Regions from separate parts of the Homo sapiens genome. Here region 1 is linked to region 2. Evidence: read pairs that join two places in POLR2A ChIA-PET (ENCODE). Cell type or tissue: endothelial cell of umbilical vein. All regions are shown on one strand. Links, peaks and the distances in the headings refer to the core of each region. The heading gives the core; the rest is flanking DNA.

The links. Peaks named below come from ENCODE experiments on the same cell type or tissue, not always from the same donor. Only the 100,000 strongest peaks of a DNase experiment are listed, where the experiment ranks them.
Region 1: POLR2A ChIA-PET joins it to region 2 with 8 read pairs; 2 of 35 experiments call an interaction of 5 or more read pairs at or near these places.

What each region holds. Positions count from the first base shown.
Region 1 is chr1:59,312,195-59,320,947 of GRCh38, forward strand. The region is part of intron 1 of FGGY (FGGY carbohydrate kinase domain containing); the gene reads left to right. Among named protein-coding and RNA genes, the nearest start is that of FGGY, 19 kb to the left of the region's middle. In endothelial cell of umbilical vein, for the core only: no CTCF peak of the experiment used is centred there; a DNase peak (open chromatin) is centred at 4,577.
Region 2 is chr1:59,080,152-59,088,904 of GRCh38, forward strand. LINC01358 (long intergenic non-protein coding RNA 1358) reads left to right here. Exons shown (of 3, transcript NR_110626.2): 3 at 7,864-8,096. Among named protein-coding and RNA genes, the nearest start is that of HSD52, 62 kb to the right of the region's middle. In endothelial cell of umbilical vein, for the core only: no CTCF peak of the experiment used is centred there; a DNase peak (open chromatin) is centred at 4,320; H3K27ac peaks cover 2,299 bases.

The DNA of each region.
Region 1 (8,753 bases), core at 464-8,463, 230 kb after region 2:
TGTAAGTTGCCTGTTCACTCTGCTGATAGTTTCTTTTGCTCTGCAGAAACTCTTTAGTTTAATTAGTTCCCATCTGTCAATTTTGGCATTTTTTTGCAATTGCTTCTGGCAAACCTGAACTTTAATATGGCTTTGTCCCTCTAAGGGCTTTGTGACTATCAACAGGATATTGACTCTTTCAACATTTCAGTTTCCTCATGTAGATGGGAGAAACAACATATACTTTGGTAGGTGTTATAAATGTGGATTCTCCTCTCCTTTTCTCTGTAAAGGGAATGGCTTGGTAGGTCAACAGAAGAAGGCATTATAAACAAGTAAATGTGCTTTATTGGAACACAAGGGTTGAACAGAACCCTTGGGAGGGTGTAAGCAGGGTTTTATGGAAGATGGTATGGGAGATCTGAAGTTTAATTTCTTTAAGGGGATGTTTGTTGGTGGAGTTTGGGGATGTCATTTGATGAGTCAGATTTTTTCATCCATGATATCTTTAGGACCTGTTCTGTGCATTTGGCTTCAGCCAAGTTTGGGTTTTATGTTTCCCTTGTGACTGCTGTTGGACATTACCTGTGTGGCTCTTGGAAGGTTATGGTTTTTGGCCACCATTCAAGATGGTTCACCATCCAAAACTGGCTCAGTTTGGATTCTTGTGGCTGCCACATTGTGAGGCACACATGGGGATTTGGTAGGTTCTGTCTTTTCTGCCTTTTGGAATCCAACTTTAAATTTAAAAGGATAGCCAACTTTTCTACTGTCTTTCTGATTTAATACCATGTCCCTCTTCCAATCATCTGTTAGTCTTTACAAATGGGCTCAGTAAAGAGCATAAGGATCCCCAAAACCCTGAAAAATACTGAGTTTCTGACCTAGTTGGTCAGAACTGTTGGAACAGTAATGAGAGCAGTAAACTGGTACCTCCATTAACTGCTGACTTGTTGCTGTGTCCTCACATGGTAGAAGGGGCAAGAGTCTTCCTTGGGCCTCTTTTATGAGGATACTAATCCCGTTCATGAGGACTCCTTTTTCATGACCTCATCATCTCCCAAAGGTCCCACTTTTTAATACCATCACCTTAGGGGTTAGGTTTCAACACATACATTTTTGGAGGACACAAGCATTCAGACCATAACATTAGACTGTCAGTTTGTTAAAATTAGAGATAATGTATTTTTCAGCCCCTTATTCCTAGCATCCTGGCATAGTGAAAGCACTTAATATTTGTTTGTTTACTGGAAATCAAGCTGTTAGATATGGCGAGAATGCCTAGGTATAGATAACACATATTAAAAGATGTGGGTGTCAGCAATTGCAAAAATGTGAAAACAACCTAAATGCCCATCAATCAATAAGTGGGTAAAGAAACTGTGATATATGTATCACACACACACACACGCACGCACACACACACACACATGATGGAATACTACTCAGCCATAAAAAGGAATGAATTAATGGCATTCTCAGCAACCTGGATGGGACTGGAGACTATTATTCTAAGTGAAGTAACTCAGGAATGGAAAACCAAACATTGTATGTTCTCACTCATAAGTGGGAGCTAAGCTATGAGGATGCAAAGGCATAAGAATGACACAATGGACATTGGGGACTCAGTGGGAAAGAGCGGGAAGGGAGTGAGGGATATAAGACTGCAAACAAAGTTCATTGTATACTGCTTGGGTGATGGGTATATCCAGATCTCACATATCACCACTCAAGAACTTACTCATGTAACCGAACACCACCTGTTCCCCAAAAACCTACGGAAATTTTTTTTTTCTTTTTTTTTTTGAGACAGAATCTCGCTTTGTTGTGTTGCCCAGGCTAGAGTGCGGTAGCGCAATCTCGCTCACTGCAAGCTCTGCCTCCCAGGTTCACGCCATTCTCCTGTCTCAGCCTCCCGAGTAGCTGGGACTATCGGTGCCTGCCACCACACTCGGCTAATTTTTTGTATTTTTAGTAGAGACGGGGTTTCACCGTGTTAGCCAGGATGGTCTCGATCTCCTGACCTTGTGATCCGCCCGTCTTGGCCTCCCAAAGTGCTGGGATTACAGGCGTGAGCCACCGCACCTGGCCTAATAAAAAAATTTTTTTAAAAGATGTGGGTTTCAAGAGGTGATTCAGTGTTGGAGGTGAAGGTTGATTTGAGGCCCACACTTTGAGTAAGAAGGCTGTAGAGTGTCTTTGGTGATGCTATACTGTTACACCCAAATTTTCCTTCTGTGCCTCCCAGTGCCATTGATTCTTTCTGGTTATAAAGGAATTGCCCTTTTAAAGGGCTCTCTGTGCTCATTATTTCCTTTAATCTTCACAACAATCCCTTGGAGTAGTTGTATAGAATTCATGAGTCTCATACCTGTGAAGAGAGACATCAGTGAAGAGACTTACCCCAAGTGAGTCAGTGGTAGACACAGATGGGACAAGCATCTGGTTTCCTATTCTGAATAGAATATGGTGACCCTGATATTGATTTATTTTTTAGTGTTGTGGAGAAGAATTGTCTTCATTTCTCCCAAATGCAGTGACTATTTGTTAGTCCATTCTTCAGCTCCTTATTGAGTACCTACTGCATACCAAATTTATTTGTGTGTGTATGCACTGGGGATACAGAGGTGGATAAGATAGACGCAGCTTATGTCTTCAGTTGTCAAGACACAGTCCTGCATTGCTTAGCAGGATGACTTCTGCACTCCGTCTTGGAGCTTCTTTTGAGAACTTCTGGGCTCAGAGACTATGTGTGTGATGTTGTTTTCTCATGTTCTATGGTGTCTGGGATCTTCAGAGCCTGTTAGCCAGCTGGCTCCAGGAACCTATGTGTCATGGGTTCCACAGGTGAACTTCTTGGTACTGGGGCTCTTGAGGTCTCTCCAGTTGGTGACAGGAAACATTCCAGGTGTGAGTGGCTGACCCTCAGAGTAGAGAAAGGGTTTTGTTGGTTTGTGTTTTGTTTCTTTGGATTTACCTCTGGGTTTCTGAGAACTGACATTTTCATAATCTGTTCCTTCTCTGCATTATGTTAATAGACTTTTCTGGGGCAGGAAGAATTTAGTGGATGTCATTTGTTAGCCAAGGTATATGTCTGCTTTTTTTTTTCCTTCTCCCCTCCTCCCATCAATCAAAGGATTTCTTAGTTTCTTATCTGTGAATCACTCAGGCTTCCACTTAACTGCCAGTTCAGTTTCCTCCTTGCCCATCCTCCCTTCTCTTTTCTCCTCTCCTTCCCCCACTTCTTTCCCCCATTTCCCTTTTTTCCCTCTCCCCACCACACTTCCCTTTCCTTTCCCCCTCTTTTCCTTTTCCTCAGATTCTTTTGAATTTTTCTTGATCTGCAACAAGCCAGGTCCTTTGTTAGGCATTAGTGTTAGACATCAGTGATGCATAAAAGATTGTTCTGCTCTTCCAGGAGCTAGATAAGGGCCTGGTTCCACTTCTCAGTATTCAGGGAATGGATTCCCTGCTTACTCCCTTCCTTCCTTTGGATGCCACAAAATGAGCACTTGACTGAAAATATGCTTATACGCGTTTTTACAGACTACGCCAAGCCACAGGTATGTCTAGATGAAAAATGTGTTGTGCCATTGCTACAGACTCTAAAAGTTTGGGGAACCATGGAAGTGTTTGGGTTTCTTTTGAGCCAGTCTTGGCAACCTTAAAACTTTTAGAACTGTCTCCCCTTGGAGGGAAAGGCGAAAAAGAACTGAAGAGGAGGCCTTAAGAAATTTTCATGTTTAGAGGTAAAGTTTTGGTTAGCAAGCTGGTCTTTTCTTCCTATTTATTGTTGGTAGAGCCCATAGAGAAACAACTATTATTGCCAAATCAGCTCTTTCCTTCTCATTTCAAATTTTTCCACCATCTTAGAGCATGTAAAAATTGTTGAAAGTGGTATTCAGTCATTTCTATTAAGACTGAGGTGGGCAAGCTTAACTCATTGTTCATCTTTTTTCTTCCCAATCTTAGCAAATCCCTGATTGCAGTATAACTAACTAAATAAATTGCACAGGACTTGTGTACATCAACTCCCAGCAAAGTCCAAAGATCAAAGTTGAAAGAGGATACTGAATTCCTTCCCAGATTTCTGGGACACTGCTTCTGTGCACTGTCACCAAATAAATCCTGGAGGAGTGGCGCCTTAAGAAATAGGGTAAGCTCATCCGCTTCTGGGAGATTGTCATCATAGGCAGCAATCTTAATGCTCTGAGATGCTTCAGAGGGAAAGAAGGGGAAAAGTATAAAAGAACAATCCCCACATTATCGGTTTTTAGCTCAGTATTTGTAGCTTGTACCCCCTTCTTAGGATTGCTAAAACCCGTTTGCAAAGGACAGCCCTCTATTTCCAGGTCCCCTTTTCCTTTTTTCACACTGCATTTGAGCAGTTTGCACATTTGTTGAAGAATCAGCCACAAAGTCTGTGGTTTCCTGTGGCACATTTCTAACAATATTTATACAGGCTATTATTTAATGAACTGTATAAATATTTATACAGAACAGTCTTTTGATCATAAATAGGGGCTAAAAGTCAGTCCAGTCCATGCTGAGGACTTGGACAGGAGGCTGTTTCTGTGCTTTGAAATGTCTTGTAGACTGAGAAGTTAGGTATGTCCCAGGACTTGTACGCAGCACAGCTTGAATTTCTGTTATTTTTCTTTCTCTTGGCCGTCCACAGTCCGTGCCCTCATTTCTTTCCGCCTGACCACCCTCCCCATATCCCTAACAGCTGTTTTCTTTTTAGAGTATTTATCTTTGCCTAAGAAGAATGAAATGAAACCCCAGTTCCGACTCTCACCATTCATAATGCGGTCTTTGGAGTCACACTGACTTAGCCTCAAACCCCAGCCCCTGTGCTTCTGTACCATGCAACTTTAAACAGCTTCCTGTCTGAGAACCTCACTTTCCTTAGCTGGGAAATGGGGCTCATACTGCCTACCTCACAGGGTTGCTATAAGGATTAAATGAAATCATGGAGTCACATGGTGATCTGCAGCTCAGAGCTCAATAGATATTTCTTGCTGCATTTGTTGTTCTTATTGAAGAAGTAATCAAAGGGTTTGGCTTTCAGTTTTAGCTGGATGTTGTGGAAGGAGCCCTAAACTTGCCGCAAGAGACTGTGGTTCAAATCCTGATGCCATTTGCTGTTTGTGGCACTTTGGGCAAATTACTCCACCCTTCTGAGGTATAATAAAGTGGTGATAGGTTTACCAAACTGATTGGGTTTCTGTGAATGAGATTAACATTGTGTGGGAATAAGTGACACGATGATGATCCTTATCCTTGTTTACTTTACAAACTAGAAAAAGGAATAATGCTTTCCACTTTACAGTTACTTTACTTTTTGAGGCCAAGGGGTACTGGTTGCATAAGATTAGGAGTCTAGGACGCAGCAGATCATATTCATGACCCAGGAACAAAGGGCATAGAGGGGGAAGAGCAGGGGACCTATGATGCAGAAAGTCCTTTGCTGGAGCTCACAGGTCGAATTTCAGGGAAGCTGCCCAAGGGCTTGAACATCCCTGCTTTCAGGTTCCAGGTATGGAAATAATCACAGAGATCAGTTAAAACTATAATAATGGGAAAAGTGGTGAACCTGAAATATGCAAGTAGGATCTATTTCATAGAAAAACATGAACTGGGTGATGTGTGTGAATGACGCTGGGATGGTTTGACTCTTTGCTGCATGGTGCCCTGGTAATAAGTTATAGAAATCCATATTTTGCTAGAAGCAGGCCACCTGGTGTTGTGGAAGGGTCAGTCTCTGAAGATGAACAGCCTGGGTTCTGAGTCAGCCAACCTTAGGCACAGCAGGCAGAGGCCCCCAGCAGAGTCCTTGACAAATGGGCATTTAGTAAATAGAGGAATAGCAGGAGGCAGTGGAGCATCCTGAGAAAGGTTAGGGCTGATGGAACCGGAGGGAATGGATTACTGTCAATTGTATTACTGCCTAGTAATATGGCATACTGGAGCAAGTTACTTTACCTATCTAGGACTTATTTTCCTCATCAGTAAAATGGGAGTGATCATAGTTATTGTCTTCAAGAATTGTGGTCAGGCATTGTAATCAAGCTGCTTAGCAGAATATCAGATATGTGGTAAACATGGTACCTTTTTTTATTTCCCCAGTGATGAATTTTAAAGACATCCATTCACTGAGTTACAAGGACTTACTGAGCTCCTGCTGTATGCCAGGCACTGGGCTTACAGCTGTGACACAGGCGGCAGCTGGAATTAACTGTAATCATACCGCTCCATTCTCCATGTGAAGGGTGGGCTCCTGCCAGAAACCAGAACTGGAGCAAGCCCAGGGCTAACTGTAGAGTGGAAATCTGCCTCTTTGGGTTTTACTGGAAAGGAATCAGAATGTGGGTAGGGTGGTAAGATGATGTATTTTATCATATTACTCTCTTCATCAGAGAGGGAGTCAAAAGTGAGGAACCCAAGCCTGAGCACGTGGGCCAGCCCCATGGGGAATCTGTCTTGTCATCGGGGCTGGCTGGAGTAGAGACAAGTCTGGATGCTGGCTGGCCAGGTCTGTGTAAGCCAGGGTATTGAATAGATTTTTCATTTCCTATTTATTTCTTTGTTTCTTCCTAAGCGTTTATAGTAGTCTTGCAAAAGTCTTGCCAAGGGCAAAGAGTTGTTAGCATGCTAGGATCAGTGTTAAGGAGCAGCACCCCGGGGGCCTTTGCAGTAGAGACAGTGGGAAGCCCAGAGAGGGGATTCCAAGTAAAGTAAGCAGCTGTGAGAGGTTGGTAGAGGGAAGGTAGAGTGGCTAGCTTCAATCTTCTTCCTGTTTGCAGCTAATAAAATTGAGGAAACTCAGCGAAGGCATTGCCCCTATTTTGTCAATCAGTGTATCCTCAGCAGGCTTCCTGGTGTTACTGTCTTCTGCATTTCTTCTGAGTCTCAGATGTCACTGATTGCAAGATGCACCATTATTTATTATTACCATGAAGTAAGAAAGGAAATGATACCAATTAATTGTAACATACCATTGATTGTAAGGTTCTCACTGGTTTTAGAGAAGCTAAATATGGAAAAATGAGTGCCGTAGAATGAATAAAATGTGGTTGTAAAATGAATAAAACAGGCATGGACCTGTTCATCCTTGTTTCTGTTAATTCATTGATTCAGTTGTTCATTCAGTAAACATTTACTGAAAACCTATTATGTGCCAGACACTGTGCAAGGAGCTTGGGATACAGAAATCAATAAGTTCATTTTTTTCAGATTCAGTTAGGAAGACAGACATGGAAAGAAAAATAAAATTGTGATTCCAGAGTGGTAAGTTTTAAAAGAAAGCAGGGAGAAGATACCATGTTGGCATCCTTTGTATGTATGCAAGGGGAGAAAGGGAAGGAAGCCTTTTCCAAGGAGAATTGATGGCTGACCTGGGTCTTAAAATATAATTCAGTGGTCACCAGGCAGACAAGGAAAGGAGAGAATTAGGAAGGGATGAGCAAAGGATTGGGGCAGCCTTTAGCAGCTGGGGGCAATTGAGAGCTTATGAGGAGTTTGAGGATGTCTGTAGCCTGGAGTGAGAATGAGCAGGACTGTATTAGGCGGGGCTGGATGGCAGGCAGAGGGAGCCTGTGGAGGGTGTGAGATCCCGTGCTGAGGCCCTGGGGTATATCACAGCTCAAAGCTGGTGGTTTTCAGTTGTCCTGAGAGAGGGCCTAGCAGAGGGACTGCTGGGGGGAAGGGCTGGAGGGTGGGGCAAGGGCGATCTTTGCTTCAGAGCAGCTCTGTTTTTATCTGTTTTGTTTTCTTCAAATAATGGCTTGAAGAAAAGGTATCACTGTTGAATGAATGAAGGAATGAATGATTTGAAAACTGGTGCTAATGGTCATATGGAGGTCCCCAAGGGGAATGTAAGCAAGGGAGAGAAGTTGAGGTTACACACCAGTGGAGGTCTGATGAAGCTCCTATGAACGGAGCAAATGTTACTTCTGCAGCTTCTCCATTTTATTTTTCACCTGCTCATGAGCCACAGAGCCAAAAGGGGGACAATTCTGTTGGGAAATCATTGTGATTAAGACAGAAGCAATTACTTTTAATGAAGTTTTTATTGTTTTATTTGTTTTTTACTGGAGTAAATATCTAGGAAGCAGTAACTGAACATCTGCTGGTTGATTTTCTTTCAGAATCTCCATGTTTGACTTGGCTAGGGAAACATTTTCTTTCTGAAGTTGAAGGATGCAGAAGGTTGCCCAGGTTGAAATTAGACTCTGGGTGGTAAAACTGCCTTGAGCTCACCTGGAGAGTTGTAGGGCATCCACCTGCTCAGTTGTGTTGGGGGCTTGTTCTTATTCTTTCAAAGCCAATCTGGAAAATAAAAGCCTCTATGAGATTCCATGTCATGTGGGCTAATCTGACCAAAGGGACTTAGAGCAGCCATGAAGGCCAAGGAATTCCTGAATGTTCTCTGGTCAGATTTCCTTGTAACTCACAAGGGGTCTGTAAGGAAAACAGATTGTCTAACTAATTGCTGATCTTGTCTCCTCGGGGTTCCTTCCCAATTCCCAGTCACTTCATGACAAAGCTGCAATATATTTGCCTCTTCTCCAAACCTATACAGAAAGCTTTTAAGAAACAAAGGAAAGAGCATGAAACTTGGGATTGCACAAATATGGGACTTTAGGTCCAGGCTGCCCCTGAATGAAGCTGATTAAATTCCTTAACTTCTCATAGACTTGCTTCTTAATCAGTGTAGTGTGTATCATTATAATAATGTACATTTACTGTTTGAATTTATGAGTAGACCTAGC
Region 2 (8,753 bases), core at 252-8,251:
AATGTCCTAATCACAGTCTCCCTAAAGGTAGATCAGCCCCCTTTCCAGAGTCTGCTGAATTACTCACATTGTTCAGAGCGCTCAGCATTCTGCAAAGCTTTGTTAAATTAATCTTCACAACAACACCCAGGCGGAAGAAGTATCATTAGCACTCTCATTTTGCAGGGGGGAAACTAAGTCTCAGAGAAATTAAGGAATTTGCCTAAGTTTGCATCGAAATAAAGTGGGAGCATCAGCATCTTACCCAGGTTTGTCTGATTTCAGAGCCTGCGCTCATACTCCTCTGGTATTTGCAGCAGTTTTGGGGCTTCTGGCACACCACTCTGAGGCTTGCACAGGACCATGGATTTTATAACTGGAGGGGACCTGTAGGTAGGGCGACCAACCGTCCTGTTTGCCTAGGAATGATGGGGTTCCTGTGACGTGAGACTTTCAGTTTTCAGGACCAGTCAAACTAGGATGAGTTGGTCACCCTATGGGATGAAAGGCTGCTGAAACTACCAAAAGAGATAAAAAGTGAAAAAGCTTCTAGACTAATATGAGGTATTCTTATTACCTTTCCCCCTCTAAATTTGCAGATGAGAAAACTGAGGCTCAGAGAGGAAAAGTGACTTACCCAAGGTCACACATTTCATGAGTAGATGGAGCAGTAATTGGAAAACAGATCTTGGGATTCTCAAATCATTTCTCTTTTCCAATAAGGGAGGCTGCAGAGTTCAAGCCAAGGAGCACCTATTGAGCTCCTACTGCATGAGCAGTTAAGCTGTGGGTTAGCAAATACCCAGGAGAAATAGGAGGTGTCCAGGTAATGCTGTCAAGTAGAACTTTCCATGATGATGAAAATGTCCAATATCAATGCTGTCCAACACACTAGTCACTAGCCATATGCAGCTTCTGAGTACTGAAATGTGACTACAGTAACAGATAAACTGAAGTGTTCTATTTAATTTTAATTTAAATCATCATGCATGACAAGTCGCTACCACATTGCAAAGCACTGGTCAAATGGATATGATTAGTATTTCAGAAGCATTTTATTTCAGAGAACAGATTCTGTAGTGTGCACATTCTTGAAGAGGAAATGCTTTTTTTTGGAAGGGAAGATGGGGCAGAAAAGAAGTACCATTCATGGATGGCATACTGACATACTGAATAGCAGCACTGAAGTTAACATTGCTCCCTTACTCTTCCAACAAGCTTGTGCAATGGGCATCATCTTTCCTAGTTTATGAGTGAGGAAAGTGAAACCCACAGGAATTCAGTAAACTGCCCAAGGTCTTATTTGTAGAATGGGAATTTGAACCCGGGCCTGAATCTAAATCAGGTCCTCTATCCCATGCATTACCAACTTGAATGTACATATGAAACATCTGCAGATCTTGTTGAAGTTCTGATTCTAGAGGACTGTGACTGGTGATTCTTCCTTTATAACAAGCTCCCAGGTGATGCGAAGTCTGTGGCTCATGGGCCACACATTAGCCAGAAAAATTCTCTCTCTTTTAATAAACCAAAACTTCCTCCCTTCCTTAACAATCAAGAAACACCAGATACCTACAGAAAGGAGGATAAATTACAAGTTGTAAAGTAATGATTAAAGTTCTGAGAAAGAAAGTGTGCCCTTGTTGACTTGAAAGAGGGCACCTTCCCCATTGGGCAGTGGAGTGGCTCTTCACCAGGCGAGGTTCACCTGCCATCCAGTCACATCTCAGTTTCATCAGATAATGCAAAATCAGCCAGGAAAGGGTTTTTAATCCAAAGGGTGGGGTAGTCTAAAGAACATGTGCTTTGGAATGAGGCTGGTTTGGGGAAGAATCCCAGTTCTTCCCCTCTCCAGTGATATGACTGTGTATGAATCATCCATCCCTCTGAGCCTCCATTTTCACCCCGGGGAAAATGAGGATGAGCATTTGTAATTCATGGAGATGTATTAATAGTAAAGACCAAGAGAAATCCTATGTGTAAAGTGCTTGACAGAGCGCACACTTAATAAATGAGTGTCTCCTCTGCCCCTCTTTTTCCCTGGCCCTCTCGCTCGTTCCCACCCTTCCTGTTTTTCTCACCTCTTTTAGGAAATCTTCTCCAAGGGCAACTCTGAGTGGTGAAGACAGGATGGAGTCAGTTGACTCTAGACCTTGTCCCAGTCTACTACTTTCTACTATGACCTCCAGCAGGGCTGGGAGCTACACAGGCCAGGGACTTTGTTTTCTTCCCCGTCTTTCCTCAGGGCCCATCACAGAAATGCCTTTAGGCCCTCTTCACCACCTCACATCTGCATCTCAACTCCAGGTGGGAAACACAGAAAAGAGAAAGAGAGAGTGTGTGTGTATGCGAGAGCACTAGTCTCATCACTAAATTGTCGGTGCTGAAATCCAAATAACTTTAATTTTAAAAATTAATTATGTGATCTCTTTGACAGGCAGCAGAGTTCATATCAAGGGCCCATGTTTTAACTGAATATAATGAATTTTTTTTTTCACCTTGGAAGAGTCTTAGAGGCAAGATTAGAATGTTCATCTAAAAGGAGTGCAAATTTCTTCAACCATTCCCACGGAGGAAGGTGAGCTCAGACTCACTTTCATCTGTCCCTCTCCCCCATGTGCTTGGCCAGGGTAAGGGACCTCAGGAGGGCCCCCCCAGTCTCCCAGACAGCTGACTCTCCCTGTGTAAATAATTCTAATGCTCTCAGTTATTCACTACTCATCTGAGCCACCTATTGAACTATAAGCTTCAGAATTAGCTTTGTACAACCCACACCCAGCACAGGGTCTGGCATTTATATGTGTTCATAAATGCAACAAATAAACATTTATTAAAATGCATTGATTTGTTCAGTTTTGTTTATACCTCTGTGGTGGATTGCAATATTGATTCCAATTCTACAACCCACCCACTGCCATCTTTTCCACAGCTAAGCCCCCTCCACGCTTCTACCATCCACACACATGCACTTTCTGATGCTGTAGGTTTCGGGTGAGACCAGAAGAACCTCAATTATTAAAAAAAGAGCTTTAAAAATGCCCCATTTTTTTTTTCTCTTTTAGCTTCCCCCCAAATACCCCACCCTCCTTTTTTTTTTCTAAATTTGAGACAAGGTCTCACTCTGTTGCCTAGGCTGGAGTGCAGTGGCACAATTTCAGATCACTGTAACCTCCACCTCCCAGGCTCCAATGATCCTGAGTCAAGCAATCCTCCCACCTCAGCCTCCCAAGTAGCTGGAGCTACAGGTGCACACCACGGCACCCGGCTAATTTTTGTATTTTTTTTTTTTTTTTGTAGAGATGGAGTCTCACTACATTACCCAGGCTGGTCTCGAACTCCTGAACTTGAGCTATCCTCCTGCCTTGGGCTCCCAAGGCGCTAGGATTACAGGTGTGAGCCACTGTGCCCAGTAGTTTTCACCTTTAAATTTTAAAGGTTACTTTTGCAGGCCTCAGGCATGACGGACAATGAGCAGGTGAAAAACCAATAGAAAAGTGTTCAAAAACTCCTGTGTTAACTAACAGGCTTCTGAATGTATCACTGTGGTCCACAGAGAAGGCTAGAGAAAGTAGCAAGAAGATGCTATGTCAACTACTACAGCCTTAAAACAAAGGTGGTGTCTATGTAGCTGAAATTTTTCCTATGTAGCTTGTGTTATTTTTGTTTAATCAAGCAAATAAGAGGGTTTTTCCATGGCAAACAAACAAACTCCAATGCATACCTTCTTTTCTTCTTTTTAACAATGAATAAAAAAAGGAAAGAAGGTACAGTTCTAAATTGACCCAATTTATTTTTCTTTTCTAAATGAGATTAAGATAAAAGTTGGAGAGAGGCCACTCAGATATGCTCAGAAATGATAGCTCAGCTTCTAACGGTTACTCAGCTTACATCTGATTAAGGTTTTCTGTAAAACGAAATTGTTCCTCATACCAGGCCGACTGGACCTGGACAGCTCTAGTCTGGGTCCTGGCCTCACAGTGCTGGGTCTCTCCGGGGCCCAGGCTAGGGACTGGAGATCCTGAGCTCCTGTCATTTCCCTCCCCTCCTTCCTTCCTTCCTTCCTTCTCCCCTGGCAAAGACTGTATCCTGTTGCTCTGAGCAAGGCCCAAGAGAAAGGCCAGCAACAGGTTATTGTGCTGGGAAGGAAGACAAATGAGTCCCTTTTCTGTGGGGCTCCTGGCATCCTGTTGGAGGAAGGAAAGGACAATGCTTTGAGGGAACTGGCTTTGCCGACCCCCTCCTGGCAGGCTCTCCCCTCTCCTTTCCGGTGTACCGTTTGTCAGCCCCAAAGCCTCCACTTCCTGAGTAATCACTAGATGCACGTGTGAGGTATGTGGTTCCCCCCCATGCCCAAGGCAGATTCCTGGCCCCACTTCAGGAAGTGCAGCTCAAAGAGCCCTGGACCAGGACCCTGAAACAAGGGAGAGTCTTGGCTCCTCTCTCTCTACCAGGGTAGCTATTGCCAGATCATTTCACATCTTAGGGCCTCTGTTATGGCAATTGTGTAAGTGCCTTCTGCACACTTGAAACTGCCCCCTGCATCAGGGATTCCCACACCTGCCTGTGCATCTGAGTCACCTGGGGAGCTCTGTTGCCCTACACTCTTCATATGCCCTGCCTGGACTCCAGGCAAAACAAGCAGACACTCCATCCCCAGAAATGTTCTGTGGTAATTCCAGTTCCCCTGAAATTAAAAACAAAAAACAAACAAACAAAAAAACTACCCTTCGTATCCTCTTACCTAGCTCTTTCCTATCCCCCTTCAATAAAGTGGTGGATTGATAGGTACACAGATACAAGAAGCAGTAAGGAGTAGTGGCTAGGAGAGTGAATTTCAGAGACAGACTTCCAGCAATCAAAGCCCAGATCCACCACTAGATATGTAAGCTTGGGTAGAACTTCGAACCGTTAGGTGCTTGCTTTTACTTATCTGTAAAATGGTAATAATAATAATATTACTTTCTAGGACTGTTGTAGGTTTAGGCTAATATGTTCAAAGCCTTTAATATAGAATTTAGCTGATCGAGGATACTATATAATGGTTAACTATTATTATTATTATCCCAGAGGTTCATTGAACATACAATGAATTTTTTTTTTCTGGACCTAATATCAAGCCAAGCACTGGCGACTTAGGAATGAATATGACACATTTCCTGCCCTCAAGAAGTTTTCAAGTCAGTAGGGAAGTCAGACTTATGAAGAACCAATTCTAACAAAATATTGTTACAGGATGGATCTCCCTAGGAAGCAGGCTCAGAAGGTGTTTAGCACTCAGGATGTTCTCAGGGAATGCCTTGAGATGAACACTTGTGGAAGAGGGAAAGGCCACAATCAGGACTGGCAGAGCGAGAAGGCAAAGCATGATGCAGGCTCTAAAACTATCTTGGCCAACCCCACCAACAGCTCTGGAACTAAAATGACCCTTCAGAGTTGTCAAAAGTGAAGCCAAGAAAGCCAGAGCTCTTTATACTCCTGTATCAATCAGTCACTGGATGTAGGTTGCTACAGGAAGGAGTGTGACTTGGGATCAGCCATCTCTTCCCTAAAGGTTGACAGTACCTCAGGAACTAGAGTAACAAGTTCTTGATTGAAAAGGGATCTGGAGCCAGATGCAGTGGCTCACGTTTGTAATCTTAGCACTTTGGGAGGCTGAGTTGAGCGGATTGCCTAAGCCCAGGAGTTCGAGACCAGCCTTGCCAACACGGTGAAACCCTGTCCTATCAAAAATTACAAAAATTATCTGGGCATGGTGGCACTTGCCTGTAATTCCAGCTACCTGGGAGGCTGAGGCAGGAGAATCACTTGAAACCAGGAGGTAGAAGTTGCAGTGAGCCAAGATCGCACCGCTGCACTCTAGCCTGGGTGACAGAGTGAGACCCTGTCTCAAAAAAAAAAAAAAAAAAAAGAAAGAGAGAGAGAGGAAGGAAGGAAGGAAAGAAGGAAGGAAGGAGATATGGGAGATGCATCCCAGTGTCCACCTCAAATCTATAAGGTCAATTTTGATGAAACAACAAAAAGTACAGAGAAGAAGATGAGTAGCTAATAATATATATTTAAAACCCTGATATTTCTATGGCATTTTATATTTTTCAAAGCATTCTCTTAGACAAAAGCTTACTCATGACTTCCAGTCTAGGGTCTTGAGGTAGGTTGGGAAGCCATATGTTGTAAAGGAGAAAGCTTTGGATTTGGAGCAGAGAGGACACCGTGAATTGCAGCTCTGCCGCTGTCTAGCAAGGAGTCTTATGCATGCCTCTCATGTTTTCTAGGTCTACTCTGTGAAAAGGAAATGATCATACATAATTCATGCATTTGCTGTACGGATTTAATTAAATGATAGACAAAAAGTAGAGTGGCACAAGTCAAACTCAAAAAATAGTAACAACAAAATCAATTTCAAAATAAGCAACAGCAATAAATGTTACCTACTATTTTACGAATGAAAATACTGAGACCAATAAAGGTAAGATACTTTCTTAAGAACTCACAGTCAAATGTAGGTACATCCAAGACTGTAACTCACATACTGAGATCAGTTTCATGTGACCTCATAGCTTGTCATCTTACCTATAGAACCCACAGAAGTTGATGAACCTCTGAGGGATTGATTCAGGTGTTTTGTATGTGATTAACATTGGAAGGAATCTTAGAGATCATCTTGTCGCCTTCAGAAATCCGGAGCTTCATGCGGCCCAGTCTTTGCATTGACTAGAATATAAAGAAGCATAACCCAGTAGTAATTAGAAACAAATTCTCATTTTCTCTTATGTCCTTTGAAAACTTTAAGAAAGATCAATTCCCAAAAAACATGTCTCAAGAAATCTTTCCTTCCTTACTAATTTATTGAATTTGACTGTTGTTGCAGGACCACATCCTCAGCAAACACACTGGCACTCTTTCTCAAACTTCAGCCTTCAAGGTGCTATTTTCTTTCCTATATCTCCTCTCAATTCTTTATAATGTAGATGAACTGAGTTTCTGTCTTCTGCCTTGTATGGACTACCTCTCCTGCTTTTCTCTACGCATATTTCACATAAAGCACCACAAAAATCAAGGACTCATATTAGCAAAGATAGAAATCTCCATAGATGGACTGGGTTCATGAGAGAGGAGGAAGGAGAATGGGGCAGAAATGGTACTCAAAATTATTAACAATGGATATAGTAAAGTGTATTAGTCCATTTTCACACTGCTGATAAAGACACACCTGAGACTGGGAAGAAAAAGAGGTTTAATTGGACTTACAGTTGCACATGGCTGGGAAGGCCTCGGAGTCATGGCGAGAGGCAAAAGGCACTTCTTACATGGTGGCAGCAAGAGAAAATGAGGAAGAAGCAAAAGCTGAAACCCGATCATATCTCGTGAGACTTATTCACTATCACGAGAATAGCATGAGAAAGACCAGCCCCCGATGGTTCAATTACCTCCACCTGCATCCCTCCCACAACACATAGGAATTCTGGGATATACAATTCAAGTTGAGATTTCGGTGGGGACACAGCCAAACCATATCATAATGATACCTATGAATCAGAATAGATTAGCCAAGGAATTGGATTAGGGTCCTCAAGGCCCTCTAATGTCCAATGACTTAACCACTGGGCTGCTGACTCACAGGGGGGTATGGAAAATCCTGGAGTAGAGTCTGGAATGGCTGAGGTAACAGAGAATATTCAAGGGACTCAGGGCAACAGAAATCTATCAATTGGTATAAAAATATTTCAATTTTTACTATTTTAACAACTGGTGCAGCCTTACAGGTACATTGCAAACTCTCTCCAAAGCCTGAGCTCTTACCACCACCCCACATTCCCCAAAATGCATGCAAAGAGTCTGACTAGGGAAAACCGTAGTACGTTTCCTCTCTTCTCTCTCTCGTAGGCATTATAGTATACATAGCCTTGGAATCAGAAGACCAAGAACATACAAGAGAACATAGCCTTGGAATCAGAAGACCAAGAAACAATTTAACTCTGCCCCTCTAGAGCTCTGAGAACTTGGGCAAGCCTTTTACCCTCTGTGAGTTTCAGTTTCCTCATTTATTTAATTGAAATAATAATACAGATCACCTGAAATGTAATGAAAATTAAACATCCTTATGTAGGTGAAACCAACTGGCAGCATGCCTGGAATATAGTGAGTGCTCATTCGGTCTCTTGTATTTTCTTTCTATACCCTACTTCTGTTCCCTTGGATTCATATACCTGAATTGGAAACACCCAAAGTCAAAAAGAATAAGAAAAATCTTTAGAAATGTAGCATATTACCAAGATCTGCAAATTTCTGCCCAGAGCAGATGGTTCTAATAAAGAAAGTCGGATCTTATGTTGAGTTCTTTTCTGTCCAAGAATAGAAGACCTTCCCTCTTCTCCAGTAGTGAAGAATAGGATTCATCAGCCTTGGGGGCAAAGTTAAAAACTTGCTCTAGAAAGTGGCCTGGATAGTCAGAAACTGCTTAGACTCACTCCATCTGTTCTATACACATACACACACCTTTGTTTGTCAGTAAAATATTCAATGAGACTTGATAGTCCAATCCTTTGAAACCAGAATAATATTTGAAATTTTGATGATTTTATCTAACTGCTAATATCACTTGCAGGTCATCAGTGTTTTACATCCAACAAACTAATGGTCATTTGCTGCTTTATAAAGAGCCGATATAATTTTGTCTTCCTTGTTATTAAAGGATCAAGCAAGGGTGTTTCTGTACCAGTTCAACTTTCCTTATTTGCTTATTAGTCAGTAATATTCAAGAAAATCCTAGTTTT